2 separate regions of the Homo sapiens genome follow, and region 1 is linked to region 2. Evidence: chromatin loops called from intact Hi-C (ENCODE). Cell type or tissue: GM12878. All regions are shown on one strand. Links, peaks and the distances in the headings refer to the core of each region. The heading gives the core; the rest is flanking DNA. Region 1 overlaps LOC102724945 (a long non-coding RNA gene). Region 2 overlaps LOC102724945 (a long non-coding RNA gene).

Evidence for each region. Peaks named below come from ENCODE experiments on the same cell type or tissue, not always from the same donor. Only the 100,000 strongest peaks of a DNase experiment are listed, where the experiment ranks them.
Region 1: it touches region 2 in a loop (2.2-fold over the local background); 6 of 110 quality-filtered maps call a loop at or near these places.

The regions. Positions count from the first base shown.
Region 1 is chr14:34,084,101-34,092,390 of GRCh38, reverse strand. It overlaps LOC102724945 (a long non-coding RNA gene), which reads left to right. Exons shown (of 9, transcript XR_001750942.2): 5 at 1-70. Among named protein-coding and RNA genes, the nearest start is that of EGLN3-AS1, 48 kb to the right of the region's middle. In GM12878, for the core only: no CTCF peak of the experiment used is centred there; a DNase peak (open chromatin) is centred at 4,647.
Region 2 is chr14:33,969,082-33,977,423 of GRCh38, reverse strand. It overlaps LOC102724945 (a long non-coding RNA gene), which reads left to right. Exons shown (of 9, transcript XR_001750942.2): 8 at 3,645-3,839. Among named protein-coding and RNA genes, the nearest start is that of EGLN3, 22 kb to the right of the region's middle. RefSeq lists an enhancer at 4,432-4,751. In GM12878, for the core only: no CTCF peak of the experiment used is centred there; DNase peaks (open chromatin) are centred at 4,473 and 4,613; H3K4me3 peaks cover 218 bases; H3K27ac peaks cover 783 bases.

The DNA of each region.
Region 1 (8,290 bases), core at 1-8,000, 120 kb before region 2:
TCCAAAGCCATCTTGCCATGCGCAGCCTGAGAATGGAGCCAATGACTGAGGGTGGCAGAGCAGAAAGATGGTAAGAGTCTGAATCTGTAATAACTGGGCTGGCCACTGAACCTGTCTACCCAACCCTCTTCCCCTTGGGGATTACAGTTATCCCCATCAATGAATTTTTAAAAATTGTTTAAGGGTATTTGAATCTGGTTTCTATGACTTGAAGCCAAAAGCATTCTAGCTAAAATAATTTGCCATGTAGTAAATGTTTATTAAACCTTTTAAGTAAACATTTATTAATGTTTATTAAACATAACTTGATTTTAAAGTTGTGGTCTTAGAAATGAATAAGCATGTCCCTTGTGAGTCTGTCATGCAATGGGATCTGGAAAAGGGAAATACAGTATTCTTATGGTCATCTCCTTATAAGCCCACACTTATTTTGTTTATTTGACCCTACCACTCCGATAGTACAGGCTACACTTATTTTCCTGGAAGATTAAGAAAAATTTGGCGGTGAGCTATGCAAGGGGAAGTAAACAAAGTCACGAGACACAGACAGAAAACTTCATTTCCATTCAATCTCTGACCCCAAGAAAAAGTCACTTTGGGGAGATACATAAAGTTTTAAAAATTAAAGTGCAATTAATTGTAGTTAAGTTTTAAAAAATTAAATCTGGGTTCCGCTGGCACATGAATAGAGCAATGAAATGGAATAGGAAATCAAGAAGTAGACCCAAATACATACAGGGATTTAGCATATGATAAAAAAAAAAACACCTCATTTCAAATCAGTGGGGGAAAACTGGAGTTTTTATTAATGGCGTCTGGACAACAGGGTAGTCAGCTATAACAGTAAATAAATGTTAAAAGTTAGAGCTATACCTCACACCTTGCCAAATAAATCTCAGATGGGTGGGTCAGAGATTTTACAAACATGTGAAACCATAAAATATGAAAGAAATCATAAAAGATTTTTTGTTGTAATTTATAGCTTAAAAAACCTTTTAAAACATGACACAAATTACAGGAGTCATAAAATAAAGACTGAAAAATTCAGCTGTGCTTTAAAAAATATCTGCATGCAAAAATGACAATAGCAAGTCAAAAGTCAATGGACAAGTTGAGAAACATATTTGCAACTCACTGGTACACAATGAATCCTAGTTAGTAAGGAAAAGATGAAGAAACCAATAGAAAAATGAGCAAAGGACATTATATCAGGTGATATAGGTGGGCAATTTGGCAATATTTATTGAAATTACAAATATACATACTCATTGATTCAACAATTTTATTTCTAGAGATTACTTATAATACTTAAATATTCATAATGCTTAATAGCAATTATATTAAATTACAGACACACTCTTATGCATGGAAATCATTTATGAATAAGGTTAATCATTGCAGCATTGTTTGTAGTACCAAAAAATTGGAAGTAATGTAAATGATCATCAATGGAAGAGTAGTTAGACAAATGATCCCATTTGTCTAATGTAATGAATTACTAGTCATAAAAAAAAAGATTGAGGGAAAAGATTGAAGAGTTCTTTTTATAGTGAAATGATGTGGCATCATCTCCAAAATACATTAAGTAAAAAAAGCAAGGTACAGAAGAGAATAGTGAGTTACTATTTGTGTAAACAGAAGATCATGGGTGGTGTCTTATACAAATTCACTTGGATATTTCTGCAAGAAAAAGTAGTCAGTCAGTGACACTGATGCCCTCAGAGGGGAAACAGGGTGGCTGGTGCCTGTGGGTAGGAGGGAGGTTTCACTCTATATAATTGTATACCTTTTGAATTATGAACTATGTGAATGTATTACCTATTCCAGTTCCAAAATGAATACATTACCTTTTAAAAGGTATTTTGAAACCAAGAAAGAGAAATAGAAAACCCTCAACACTTTACAAATGAAAACTAAAGGTGAGGAACTGCAAATCTGATTCAACAAATGCAGCCCCCATATCTAATATGATTAGGGCCTAACATCCCCACAAACATCTTCAGCCTTTCTACCAACCTCAGGTAGACTAGGATTTGATTTGTCAACCTTAACCCCTCCCTGCCACTTCCCGTTCCTCCTGCTTTAAGGTCAGGTCTGTCTGCCTGGGATTTGCCTTTGGGCTCTGTCATCCTCACACCCTGCATTGATGACCTGCAGCGGAGCACCAAGCCGAGGGCATCCTACATTGCTCTGCTAAGCACAACTCATGGGCGTGATTGTTTGTCTGAAGGATGCAAAGGTAGTTGAGATGTTTAATGTCGAATTATTAGACTAAGGTTGAAGAAAATGAAGCAGATCAAGGTAGGAGGTTTTTACCTGTAGGTATCATAATGAGATGGTAAGAAGAAAAGATAATAAATCATAGAGAGCAGGAGAACCAACAACTTGCCACACTTCGACTGGATTTTTCTCTTCTTGGAGCTCTGTAGTTGATGCCTTATTAACATCAGAGGGGATTTGATGACTTGTCATATTCAGTCCTGACTACTGAAATGAAAAGGATAGAAAATGAAAAGTATGGAAAATGAAAATCAATTGCATTCTTTAATTTTAGTCATTCCATTCCTGGAGCATATTGAATACTACTTTGGGCTCTTTCATTGTTCAGGTTATTAATAACAAAGAGCCAAAGTATTTCACATTCCTAAAGAGTCTTTCATCTCAAAGGAGCCAATGTAATTCACTAATTCAGTTACCTGAACTACATTTGGTAATTATTTGAGGATCACTTCACCCAGGGGTGAATTTCGACGAGTTGTGTGACACAGCTGACAGTCGCTTCGTTCTCCAGTCAGTGCAAAAGAAAAATGAATAGCTAATGGGGGATGTCCTCCTAAAGGATTTTCCCAGTGAAAACTTCTGGGAGATGGATGCTGAAAGAATGTAATTAATTGCCCGAAATTAATACCTCCAACCTTACTCAAGGTTTTCTGACCTCTTTACTAGTGTCAGGGTGGAGAGGTGGCTTATCTCAGAACGGGGCCTTCTAGCAACTGAGAGACCTGTGAATAGCAGGCAGTCCATTGCTATCTCGTTTTACATTCATGTATTTTTTTTTTTTAGTGATTATAAATGGTATTGTATTTATAATGTTTCCACATATTCACTTTTAGAATACAGAAATACAAATCACTTTTTAATTGTCACAACTGATTTTCATATGTTGATCTTATGTCAGTGACCTTGCTGAACTCAGTTTAAGGAAGGTTTTTGTAGATTCCTTGAGATTTTCTATGCAAACTATCACTGCGTCTGCAAACAGAGATAATTTTAGTCCTTCCTTTCTTATCTGTATGCCTTTTATTTCCTTTTCTTGCCTTATTGAGCCGGCTAGATCACAGTTGGACAGCAGTGGTGAGAGCAGACATTCTTGCAGACATGCTTGCCTTATAAGTGATCTTAGGGGAAAAGCAGTCTTCTATAATTATAATGTTAGTTGTGGTTTTTTTGTAGATGTTCTTTATCAGATTGAGAAGGTTCCTCACTATTCCTAGTTTTCTGAGAGTTTTTTTTTTTTATCATTAATAGGTGTCAAATTTTGTCAAGTGTCTTCTGTGTCTACTGATATGATCATGTGATTTTTTTCCTTTTAATTTATTAATATGGTGGATTACATTGATTGATTCTTGAACATTGAACCAGCCTTGCATCCTATGAACAGGGATCATTCCAACGTTACCTAATTTTAAAGATCATATAGAAGAAATAGTGTCTCAGTTATATGACCCTAATTTGGAGGAAGGGGATAAGGGGTGAGAAACGAGCTCTTCCAACAAGGGCATTTGCCTTGGTTCACCTGACTGGATCAAATAAGACTTCTGGCCGGGCACGGTGGCTCATGCCTGTAATTCCAGCACTTCGGGAGGCTGAGGCAGACAGATTGCTTGAGCTCAGGAGTTTGAGACCAGCCTGGGCAACACAGTGAAACCCTGTCTCTACAAAAAATACAAAAATGAGCTGGGCGTGGTGGTGTGTGCCTGTAGTCCCAGCTACTTGGGAGGCTGAGGTGGGAGGATGGCTTGAACCCAGGAGGCAGAGGTTGCAGTGAGCCAAGATGGTGCCACTGCACTCCAGCCTGGGTGATAGAGCCAGATCCTGTGTCAAAAGAAAAAAAAAAGGTGGCAAGAGGTACTGAGGTCCAAGAGATGATATATCTAGCACTCCCTTCCACCTCAATGAATCCAACAGGAAGCAAAGACCTTCCATCTTCTCCTTACTAATTATGCTGTAAATACTTTCTCTTAATTTTTAATGTCATCTTTCCTCTTTTATTTCTCCCATCATCATTCCAAAACCCATTCAGAAGGGTGTATTTGCAGGCATGTTGTTGGGGTGGTAGAGTAGAGTGGGAAAAGAAAGAGGTAAGATGTGATGCAAATAGAATATATTTCAGCTGAATGATCTGTTTTAACAATCTGTGTTTGTCTAGAGATGTTTGAGAGCATGAGAAAGGAAGTCAAGGAAAGCTTGACCATCCCCGGCAGAGTCTGGAGTTTGGCAGCTGGGAATGGAGATAGCACGCAGAGTGAACAAAGGTCCAAGATGAGCTCAGAGCCACTGAATGACAACACACCTTCTGAATGCACATGACTCCTCAGATGCCTCTGGTCTCTAACACCTCACAGAGCAGCTGCCACACCACACCACTCTCAGGTTCATTAGTTATTCTTTAGGTGGTTAGAGCACAGCATGAAGGAAGCAGGGTTGATTGGTTTTATTCCTGCAATGATTAGGGCATTTTGCACTGCTTAGTGGCCCTATCCTGCTCCCTGAGGCTAGTCTACAGGTGGGAAATATTGGTCCTGCCGAGGAACCAACTGGCATCACCAGATGCATTGGCAACGTTGGAAAAATACAATCTCATGAGCAATGGTATGCCCCATGTGTCCTAAATGTTTTTCTATGCCAGTGATTTTCAAATTCTTTTAGCCTTTAAGTTTTTTTTTTCCCTCCAACTGAAATCTTACTAGGAAACTCATCAAAAAGAAGAGGAGCTGTTCTGATTCAAGTTTGGCAGAATTCAGAGATCCATGTAAAGGATTCCTTTCCTCCTCTGAACTCTGCCACAATCATTTCAATAAACAAAATTTTAAAACTACTGTATTATGTGTTCTTTAATGCTGGTTAATGTTCTTACCTAATTTTAAAGGGAAGAGACTGAGACATGAAGGGGCTATAACTTTTCCAAGTCAATGCCACGAGTTTGCATCAGTCAGGAACTGTGCTTGTCTGATCTGAAAACTGGTTTAAACAAGGCAGGGCTTTACTTTTCTGTCACCTAAGAGGACACTGTAGGGCAGTATAGGGCCGATGTGGTGGGGCTTATGAGGTCTTTGGGGACCTAGGCTCTTTGCGGCCCAACATTCCATGATCTCTAGGATGGATCCTCATCCCATGTTTATGATATGATTTCTAGAGCTCCAGCCATCTGATCAGCACATAGAAGATGTAGAAAGAGGGGGAATAGGAATAGAAGGGGTTTTCTAGAAAGGCTTAATGACTTTTGCTTACATCTGAAATGAGTAACTTAAAAAATTAAGCTGGCATACTGACATACCTGATATGGTTTTGCTGTGTGTCCCCACCCAAATCTCATCTCGAATTGTAATCACCGTGTGTTGAAGGAGGGACCTGGTGGAAGGTGATTAGATCATGGGGGTTCTCATGAGATCTCATGGTTTAAAGTGGGTGGCAGTCTCCCTCCTCCGTCTCCTGCCACCTTGTAAGATATGCTTTGCTTCCCCTTCACCTTCCTCCATGATTGTGTTTCCTGAGGCCTCCCCAGCCATGTGGAACTGTGAGTCAAACCTCTTTTCTTTATAAATTACTCAGTCTCAGGTGGTTCTTTATAGTAGTGCGAAAATGAACTAATACACACCCTTTCCCCCAGCAATATAGGAGCTCTGCCAGTGAGGAAGGGGAGAGCTGACATTGGTGGATAACTAACAGTTTGGCACAAAATATGTGTAAAAAGTATGCCTCTAAGTGAGCACATGTCCTGGATTTATCCCAATTGCAAATAAGCTGCCTCTTCTCCTCATAAACCCACCAAGTCAATATTTCAGCACCTAAATGTTTTTTTCTCATTTTTTTCTTATTCAGAAGAGGCTCAAAACTCCTTTGTCAGATTAATGTCCTGTATTTTATTTTAGAAAATAAGGTGTTCATAAAACAACCTAACTTGTTATTTGTTAAAATTGCTTGACAAAGGATTTTTTTTTTCAAAATATCGCATATGTTTTGGATTGTCTTCAGACCATAATCCTGCTCTATGAGGGCAAGTGGCAGGTGGGAAGGTGTAGATCAGCAATATGTGGTTTGTGACTGAACGTGGAAGTTGGATTACACTTCAGGGTGCATAGATGCCTGCCCTTGACCCTTTACCACATGAGGGTCTTTATTAGCTCCTCACTAAGGCATTCCTGTTCCCCACCTGCTTTCCTGCCCACCTCACAAGGGTGATGGGGGCACTATTGGTTCAGAGTGGGCTGCCACTGCCTGTGGTATAGTGTGGAAGACAAAGAATGGACATGGATTGAAAAGACCTGGATTCAACTCTGCCTTTGTGACCCTTTGACAAGCCACCTCAGTTCTCCAGGCCTCATTTCCTCTTTAGTAAAATGAGAGGATTAGACTAGATGAGCTCTGTGGACACTTCCAAATCAAATATTCTGATATTGTGTCTCCTGCTCCCATCCCCTGTCCTTTGTCCTCACGTGGGCTGGAATGTGAGGTACAAATGCTGCCAGTCACTGGATAAGGACTCTTAAAAGTCATCTGCTCACTTTCTTCCACCAGGAAGAATTATAATAAAAATTAGCCTGTTTGCTTAAGTTTTATGGATTTGTTTTATAGATCCTAGAGATTTTCCTAATGTAGGTCTCTAACTAAAATGCCTCCAGTTGGATTTAATGCCCATTTTCTCTTGCCCTGTTGATTATATGGCTGTCTGGATGTTCATAGGAAAACTTGAGACAAAATCACAATTGCAATAGGATGAAGAACATTTCCCAAAGGAATGGGATCCAGATTGCTCACTGTCTATTTATGAGTTCACTTTTTTTTTTTTTTTGGAGACTGACTCTCACTCTGTCTCCCAGGCTGGAGTGCAGTGGCATGATCTTGGCTCACTGCAACCTCCGCCTCCTGGGTTCAAGCGACTCTCCTGGCTCAGCCACCTGACTGGCTGGGATTACAGGAGTGTGCCGTCATGCCTGGCTAATTTTTGTATTTTTATTGGAGACAGGGTTTCACCATGTTGGCCAGCCTGGTGTCAAATTTCTGATCTCAAGTGATTCACCTGCCTCGCCCTCCCAAAGTGCTGGGATTACAGGCACGAGCCACCGCACCTGGCTGAGTTCACTTTTTAACTGACTCAGTCCATCAAGAGAACTGGGCACCTGCTACGTGCCAGTCTCTACATGGAAAATATGGGCTCCAATGCTTGCCTGATCTATTTTGCAGGTAAATGTGCTACTATGTGCCAGTCTCTGTCTCATGTGTATCACTTTCTTATGTAATCTTAACCATATGATGTAGGCATTTATCATTGAATTCTAATGTTTCTGTCTGCTGCTTCTTTGACTGAGGAAACTGTGCAATACCCTTTTCCCAATCATTTATTTACCTAATCTTTTTGGTAAGTATTATGTGCTAGGGACCAGAGATATAACTGACCAAGACAGATAGGGTTTATCTGACAGGACTGTCAATCTATTCATCATAGTGCCCTACTTACTCCCAAGCACAAGCCTGACCAATCATGAAATGTCATGTTCCTTTGGCCAGTGATTAGACCAGGGGCTGGGAGAATGACCAAAGTAGGACCAGTTAGAGTCCTCGTATGCCATATGATCCAATGCTGGTTGCTGGAAATAGAGGGCTTCTCCTTCCCTTTATTCATTTAAGCCTTGGATTCAGATGTATATGGTACCTACCCCCACTAATGTACTTTGAAGTTTCAAAAACCAATAAATTTCCTTTTTGCTTAAGCTATTAGATTGAACCATATGAAAATGCCATATTTGCAGGTTGAATGTCAGAATTTCATCTGGTTTAACCTAGTAGTTTACATTTCTGCTGCCTATAATTGAATGAGTCCTGACTAATATGGGAGTACTGTTATCTCCAACTTAGATGAGGAAAATGAAGCAAGGGGTATTTGGTCAACGTCATTTTGCTATTAAGTATAGCAGGAATTAAAACCCTGGTGGCTTCAAAGCACATGTTCTTGATGAGCACTGAACAGAAGAGATTGTTGCTCATAGAGTGGGCCACAGGCAGCTGCCTG
Region 2 (8,342 bases), core at 197-8,196:
ACTCATCTTCCTCTGCAAGCCTTGTTCCCACTTTAGGCTGGTACAAAAGTAATTGTGGTTTTTGTCATTACTTTCAATAGCAAAAACCAGAATTGCTTTTGCACCAACCTAAATAGTGGTTGGTGCAAAAATATGTTCAAAAGAACACACATTATTCTCCTTATCCCTTACATAGCACTTTAGCATTGGTTTACACCCATGCTCTTGGGGTCTTACCATACCTACAGTACTACAAAGTATTCCATATTCTTTCCCTAAATACAATTCTGCTGCCATCAGTATTATATTGTTACACTTGAAAAGCTGCGTGTTCCCTATTAATTAAGTCTGGATGTTCCTTAGTAAATAAGTCTGTCAAAAACCCTCAGAATGGATTCTAGTACTGGATGTAGCAGGGGATAGGAGGGGCGGGGGACTTGGATTAGGGAATCTTCTACTTTCCCTTCTACTTCAAAACTCTTTGACTCTACCCTTTGTTAAGTAGGTATTTTTCAGCATTATTTAAAAATCAGATAATAAAAGTATCCAAAAATAAAAAGAACTTCTATAATATCCAAGATAATATAGAAATTCAAATAGTTCACCCAAAAAAAGTACCAGTATTTACACTCGGCATACATCATTTGAAATTTCAGATTCATACAGTATTTATTTTACTTGTTTTATGAAAACAGGATTGAAATGTGCTGCTTTCCACGTGTGCAGGTTTGTTGCAAGGGTATATTTAGTGATGCTGAGGTTTGGGCTTCTATTTGATCCTGTCACCAAAATAGTGAACACAGCACCCAGTGGGAAGTTTTTCAGCCCTTGCGCCACTCCTTTTGGAGTCCCTAAGTGTCTGTTGTTCCCATTTTTTAATGTCTGTGTGCACCAAAGATTATCTCCCACTTATAAGTGAGAACACGCATCATCATTTTTAATAGCTTCACATTATATTGCTGGGCGCAGTGGCTCACGCCTGGAATCCCAGCACTTTGGGAGGCTGAGGCGGGTGGATCACGAGGTCAGGAGATCGAGACCATCCTGGCTAACACGGTGAAACCCCGTCTCTACTAAAAATACAAAAACAAAATTAGCTGGGCGTGGTGGCGGGAGCCTGTAGTCCCAGCTACTTCGGAGGCTGAGGCTGGAGAAAATGGTGTGAACCCAGGAGATGGAGCTTGCAGTGAGCTGAGATCGTGCCACTGCACTCCAGTCATCTGGGCGACAGAGTGAGACTCCGTCTCAAAAAAAAAGAAAACAAATAAAATATATGATCGAAGATATGATTCAACTAGGTTTCTTTTTATTCTTACCATTTATTCTTACAATTTGACTTTCAAGAAAACCAAGGCAGAAATTTTAAAAAGAAAGATGTACTGATTATGGATTGGGATCCAAATCACAGAATATGTTAACATAAGAATATTTTATTCTACACTATTCAAATATGCCATAATATATTCACCCAAAGCAATAAATCCTATGCTGCACAAGCAAATTACAAACAAATGATAGAAGCTGAAGTTTTCCTCTCAAAAGAGGCTAAAGAACAGATAATTTAGAAAGAACAGATTTTATTGGAACGTCAATAGTTTTCATGACACAGATACTTAAACTACTCATTTCAACATACCCATATGAAGAAAATTATGAAAAGGTTTTTTTTTTTTTTAAGAAAAGATAATTTGACAGATGGAGTCTTTTTATGGGATCAGTAGAAGTGATAAAATTGAATAAATTACCAAGATTTTATCTCCGTTTCTGTAATTCTCCCTAAAGATTTAGAGATGGCAGATTGAATCAAATGGAAAATAAATTTGCAAGTTTATAACATTTCTAAAACAGGAATTAGACACAAACTTCTGACTCTTTTCATGAGTGGTTTGCCTTGAGGAAACCTGCTCTTATGGGATTCCACATTTCCTAAGTATCAAGGTTCATCAAATGGACATGCACCACATAAGTTACACAAATGTAGGTTCTGTGAATGGTTTACTGTTTATTATTACCATGGTCAAAGAACAAATAAAAACAATTGTAAACTAAAAAACATTTGGAGCAACTCAAAATCTAGTTGCTCCAAATGATTCGTTTATGATCAGGCTAGATTAGATTGAAAATAAAATCAAGCCATGGCCTTTTGGTTCACAACATAAATGACTTATGCTTCTGGAGTTGTGTGATCTTATCACAGAGACAGAAGTTGTGCAGACTTCTAGGAGAAGGTGCAGAAAGACACTGCTAGGATGTTTTATGGACAGAACATATGTATATTACTTTAAGAAAAGCACCAGCAGACCAGATGTATCTCCTTCTACAGAATCCTAGCATTGCTTGAAAATTCAGCAGCTCTTTCCTAGACCATAAAACGAATGAGAAAAGGCAGTGGAAAGTAAAGTTTTCATAGAACCATAGGAGACAGTGTCTGGGAGAATCTGTAAAATCCTGTGTCCTTCAGTAGGAGAGGATCCCGAGACCCAGAGAGGGGAAGTGATTTGCTCCAAGTCTCACACACTCACCAACTGACAGTCAGAACTGGGGTCCTGTTGGCAAATAGTGAATAAAAAAAGTTTTAAATTCAAAGCCTCAGAAAGCAGAAAAGTAGAAAGTTTTGGCTGGGTGCAGTGGCTCACACCTGTAATCCCAGCACTTTGGGAGGCTGAGGCGTGTGGATCACCTAAGGTCAGGAGTTCGAGACCAGCCTGACCAACATGGAGTGGTTACCCTGTCTCTACTAAAAATACAAAAAAAATTTAGCCAGGTGTGGTGGCGCATCCCTGTAATCCCAGCTACTTGGGAGGCTGAGGCAGGAGAATCACTTGAACCCAGGAGGCAGAGGTTGCAGTGAGCCGAGATTGTGCCATTGCACTCCAGCCTGGGCAACGAGCAAAACTCTGTCTCAAAAAAAAAAAAAAAAAAAAAAAAAAAAAAAAAAAAAAGAAAAGAAAAGAAAAGAGAAAGAAAGTAGAAACTTTTTCAAGGGCCTAGCATAAGTCAAATCTCTACTGGCTTTTCATACTCTAAATTCAGGATTTACACAGGAAATATTCACTATGTTCTGTATTTTTTTCTTTTTGTTTGACCTTGTTCTATAATAACAATTTTGTAGTTGTTTTTTAATGTACCCATTGATAAGAAGAATATATGGTAAGCAAGGAGTAAAATGAATTAGCTGTCATGTGGAATGGATTTTCAGATTTTTTTAAAAAGCATAAAATCAACTCCTGTTCATTGCTATTTTGGGCTGCTTACCCCTCCTCCCCATTTGCTAATGTTTTCCTTTGCTTGTGTATGCAAAAAATTGTAAAACATAAACAGTGAGCAAATCATAAAATGTAGGCTTCTTTATGTTTGTATATCTAATTGTACTAAATGTGTTTGAGGCAGGACAACTCCCATCTCCCACAAAATCCAGGGTGGATTTTTAAAAAGCATTTTAGGACTTGTTTTTTTATTGGGCATCTCCCAGTTTTTAAGGTGTTTCTATGCTAGAAATCTCATGGATGTTTTCTTTATTTTCATGCCTCCTTGTACCCTCTGTATTGCAACCTGCCTTAGTGATTCCATCCATAACTGTGGCTTTAACTTATCTGTAGGGAAGGCTTCCAACTCAGTTTCCTATCCTGATTCCTCAGGGCATTCTTTACCCTCACTTTTCCTAGATCTCAACTGTTGAGAGGAAACCATACTGTCTGTCATTAGCAATTTTGCAAAAACAGCCTGTGAATGCATATTAGCATCACCTGATTACTGAGCGCCCAGAGGCTCCGTCTCTCTGTACCCGGATACAACACAGGAGGGAAATGATGTGGTTCCTGTCCTCAGAAACTCCTGGTCAAAGAAGGTTCCTGTGTCAGGTATGTGCAAGATGTGAAAGCCATAGACATAAACAGGTGTCACTGAAAATAGAAAGATATTTCCATGTAAACAGTGTATAAACTTGGCCTTTAGAGGTATCGGTGGAGCCAAGAAGAAACCGTTGGCAGTACTATCACACGAGGGAGGATAATAGAAAGAAAGAAAGTATATTTAAGACGAGAAATTGAGGGCCGGGCGCGGTGGCTCACGCCTGTAATCCCAACACTTCGGGAGGCCGAGGCAGGGGGATCACGAGGTCGGGAGATTGAGACCATCCTGGCTAACACGGTGAAACCCCGTCTCTACTAAAAATACAAAAATTTAGCTGGGCGTGGTGGCGGGCGCCTGTAGTCCCAGCTACCTCGGAGGCTGAGGCAGGAGAATGGCGTGAACCCAGGAGGTGGAGCTTAGAGTGAGCGGAGATCGCGCCACCTCACTCCAGCCTGCGCGACAGAACGAGACTCCGTCTCAAAAAAAAAAAAAAAAAAGAAGAGAAAATGAGAGAAACCATAAGGAAAGACAAATGCAGGGGCATACACACCGCAGAAAATCTCAGAATCTTGTTAAGCTTAGACTGGAGATAAATGTCAACTAGTCAAACCCCCATCTAACGCTTGAGTTCCTCTACAGTGTTTCCACCCAGCTGTGTTTTACACTTCTGCCTGAGAAGTTTCAGGGACAGGAAAGCAGCTGACAAATACCCCTGGAGCCCGCTGCACACTGGACTGTGATAATTATTGGAATGTTCGTCTAATAGTTAAATAGAACCTAAAATTGCCTTCACATCATTTTTTTTTCCCCATTGATTTTGGTTTCTCTCTGGGGCCCAAAAGCTAGCCCATGTCTGTCCCTGGCTTCCAAACCTCCCTACCTGGGCCTGGTGTGACTCGCTGCTTCCTGGTGTGCCATTGTATATTGTGTTCTCCAGGGCTTCTTTCAGTTCCCCAAAGACACCGAGCACATTCTTGCCCCAGAGCCTCCTGACTACAGCACTTGTCTCCTGCCTGTGGCATGAAATTTAGGTTTTCACTCAAATGCTACCTTTTCAGAGGAGCCTTCACTGACCACCAAAGCTAAAATAGCCCATTCCTGGAATGCTAAATTTAATGACATTTAAAAAATATATTTATGGCAAAGGCCATATAAGCCAGCTCAAAAGACCAACAAAAGACTGGGGAAAATACTTGAAACTCACATAATAGGCAAAGGACTAAATTCCCTAAAATATAAAGGATTTCTACAAATCAGTAAGAAAAAATTCAATAACCCAATAGAAAAAAAAACTGGCAAAGGATATGAACGGATCATCAAAACAATAACAACAAGAAGAACCTTACGTATGCGGCTCAGATATGTGAAAAAGTGCTCAGACTCACTGATGGTGAAAAAAAAGGAGAGAGAAATAATTTTTTTTAACTTGTCAAAGTGACAAAGATAAAACAATATTGATAATAACGTTGTATCAGCAAGGGTGTGGAAAACAGATTCCCTCATATTATACTGGTGGGACTATAACCTGGAACAATTTCTATAGAGAGTGATTTAGTAATATTTACCAAAATTAGAAATGCGCAAACCCTTTAACCCAGTGATTTCACTTCTACAATTTGCCTTTCAGATATGCTCCTAAGTATGGGAATTGATATATGTACAAAAGTACTCATGGCAACCTTGGATAGAGAATAATAGCAAGAGACTGGAAACAATATACAGATCTATCAATGGGGGTGGGCAAGTAAATTACAGTGTATTTACACAATGAAACATCACGCCATTACTAAAATGAATGATGCAGATCTGTATGTGGCCCCGGAGTGCTCTGAATGAGTTTTATGTTGACTATAGGCATTTATATTCTCTATTTTGTATTTATCTTCTCTTTAAATTTTAATTTTTAAAGTTTTTTTAAGTTTTTAACTTTTGTGGGTAAATAGTACGCAATGGAGTACTATTCAGCCATAAAGAAGAATGAGATCCTATCATTTGCAACAACATGGATGGAACTGGAAGTCATTAAGTATGTAGATGTATATATTTACAGGGTACATAAGATATTTTGATATAGTCACACAATGTATAATAATAACATCAGGGCAAATGGGGTATCCATCACCCCAAGCATTTATACTTTCTTTGTGTTACGAACAATTGTAGTCTTTTAGCTATTTTTAAATCTACAATAAGCTACTGTTGACTGCAGTCACCCTGTTGTGCTATGAAATTACTAGCTCTTGTTCATTCATCTAACTATGTTTTTGTACTCACTAACCATTCTGACTCTCCCTACCCCACTCTACTCTCTATGAGTTCAATTGTTTTTTAATTTTTTTTTTTTTTAGCTCCCACGAATAAGTGAGAACATAAAAAGTTTGTCATTCTGGGCCTGGCTTATTTCACTTAACATAAGGAGTTCCAGTTCCATACATGTTGTTGCAAATGATGGGCTCTCATTCTTTATGGCTGAATAGTACTCCATTGTGTATATGTACCACATTTGCTTTATCCATTCATCCGTTGGTGACACTTAGGTTGCTTCCAAACCTGGCTATTGTGAATAGTGCTTCAATAAATTTGGGGGTGTAGATATCCCTTCAATATACTGATTTCCTTTCTTTTGGGTATATACCTAGCAATGGGATTGCTGGAGCCTATGGTAGTTCTATTTTTAGTTTTCCGAGGAAAAATAAACTGTTTAACTAAAACTAAAAAAAAAAAACAAACGGTTCCAAACTGTTCTCCATAGAGGTTATTCTAATTTACATTCCCACCAACAGTGTACGAGGTTTCCTTTTACTCCACATCTTCACCAGCATTCATCATTGTCTACCTTTTGCATGAAAGCCATTCTAACTGGGATGAGATAATATCTCATTGTAGTTTGGATTTGCATTTCTCTGATGATCAGTGATGTTGAGCACCTTTTCGTATACCTGTTTGCCATTTGTATGTCTTCTTTTGAGAAATGTCTATTCAGATCTTTTTCCCATTTTTAAATCTGATTATTTGATTTTTCCCTATAGAGTTATTTGAGTGCCTTATATATTCTGGTTATTAATCCCTTGTCAGATGGATAGTTTGCGAATATTTTCTCCCATTCTGTGGGTTGTCTCTTTGTTTTTTTGATTGTTTCCTTTGCTGTGCAGAAGTTTTTTAACTTGGTGTAATCCCATTTGTCCAGTTTTGCTTTGTTTGCCTGTGCTTCTGGGGTATTACTTAAGAAATCTTCACTCAGTCCAATGTCTTGGAGAGTTTCAATGTTGTTTTGAATAGTTTCATAGTTTAAATTCTTAGATTTAATTATTTAATCCATCTTGATTTGATTTTGTATATGGTGAGAGATGGGGGCTAGCGTCATTCTTCAGCATATGGATATCCAGTTTTTCAGCACTGCTGACTGAAGAGACTGTCTTTTCCCTAATGTATGTTCTTGGCACCTTTGTTGAAAATGAGTTCATGGTAGATGTGTGAATTTGTTTCTGTGTTCTCTATTCTGTTCCATTGGTCTATGTGTCTGTTTTTATGCCAGTACCATGCTGTTTTGGTTACTATAGTTCTGTAATATAATTTGAAGTCAGATAATGTGATTTCAACAGTTTTGTTCTTTTTGCTTAGGATAGCTTTGGCTATTCTGGATCTTTTGTGGTTCTATATCAAGTTCAGGATTTTTTTTTTCTATTTCTGTGAAGAATGCCATTTGTATTTAGATAGGGATTGTAATGTCTAGATTGCTTTGGGTAGTATGAACATTTTAATCATATTGATTCTTCCAATCCATGAACATGAAATTTCTTCATTTCTGTGTGTCCTCTTTAATTTCTCACATCAATGTTTTGTAATTTTTATAGAAATTGTATTTATTTTCTTAAAGAGGCTCCCTAAAATTGTATCAGTTTCCGTACCCACAAAGCTTGGATACACTCCTAACCTTAACACAACTGGGAGATAGATAATCTCCTGTGAGTAACACAGGCTCCATTGCACAGTGATAGGAGGGGGATATGGTAGTACTATTTTTAGTTTTCTGAGGAAAACTAAACTGTTTACCTAAAACTAAAAAAGAGAACATGGGCAGTGGGGTGCAATAGAGAACAGGGATGGAACAAAACTGAGAGTTTGAAAAACGTGCCACAGGTGATTATGATGTGCTCCACCACTTTGAAATCCACCACTTCTCTGTTCAATGCATGAGTCCCCAACCCTGCATAGCCCTCCACCCTGTTCTCCTTAAGGCTCCAAAACCACTCTCACTTTCACATGAAGACTAAATGCTGCAGGCAAAGTTCAGGTGTCCTTCATCCATTTAATCACAACTCCCTGCCTTTATTAGCCTAGTTCGTCCAGCCCTTGAAGTGCCCCTAAGGAGCTCAGACTGGTGGATCCTAACTCCAGAGTCGTTTCCTCTTCCTGGGTTTTCTGATCTCTAATTTGAAATGCAGCTACCCTTCTTCATCTCACGTTTATCAAGAAGATAGCAATACACTGAAGACATTCCCAGATCATTC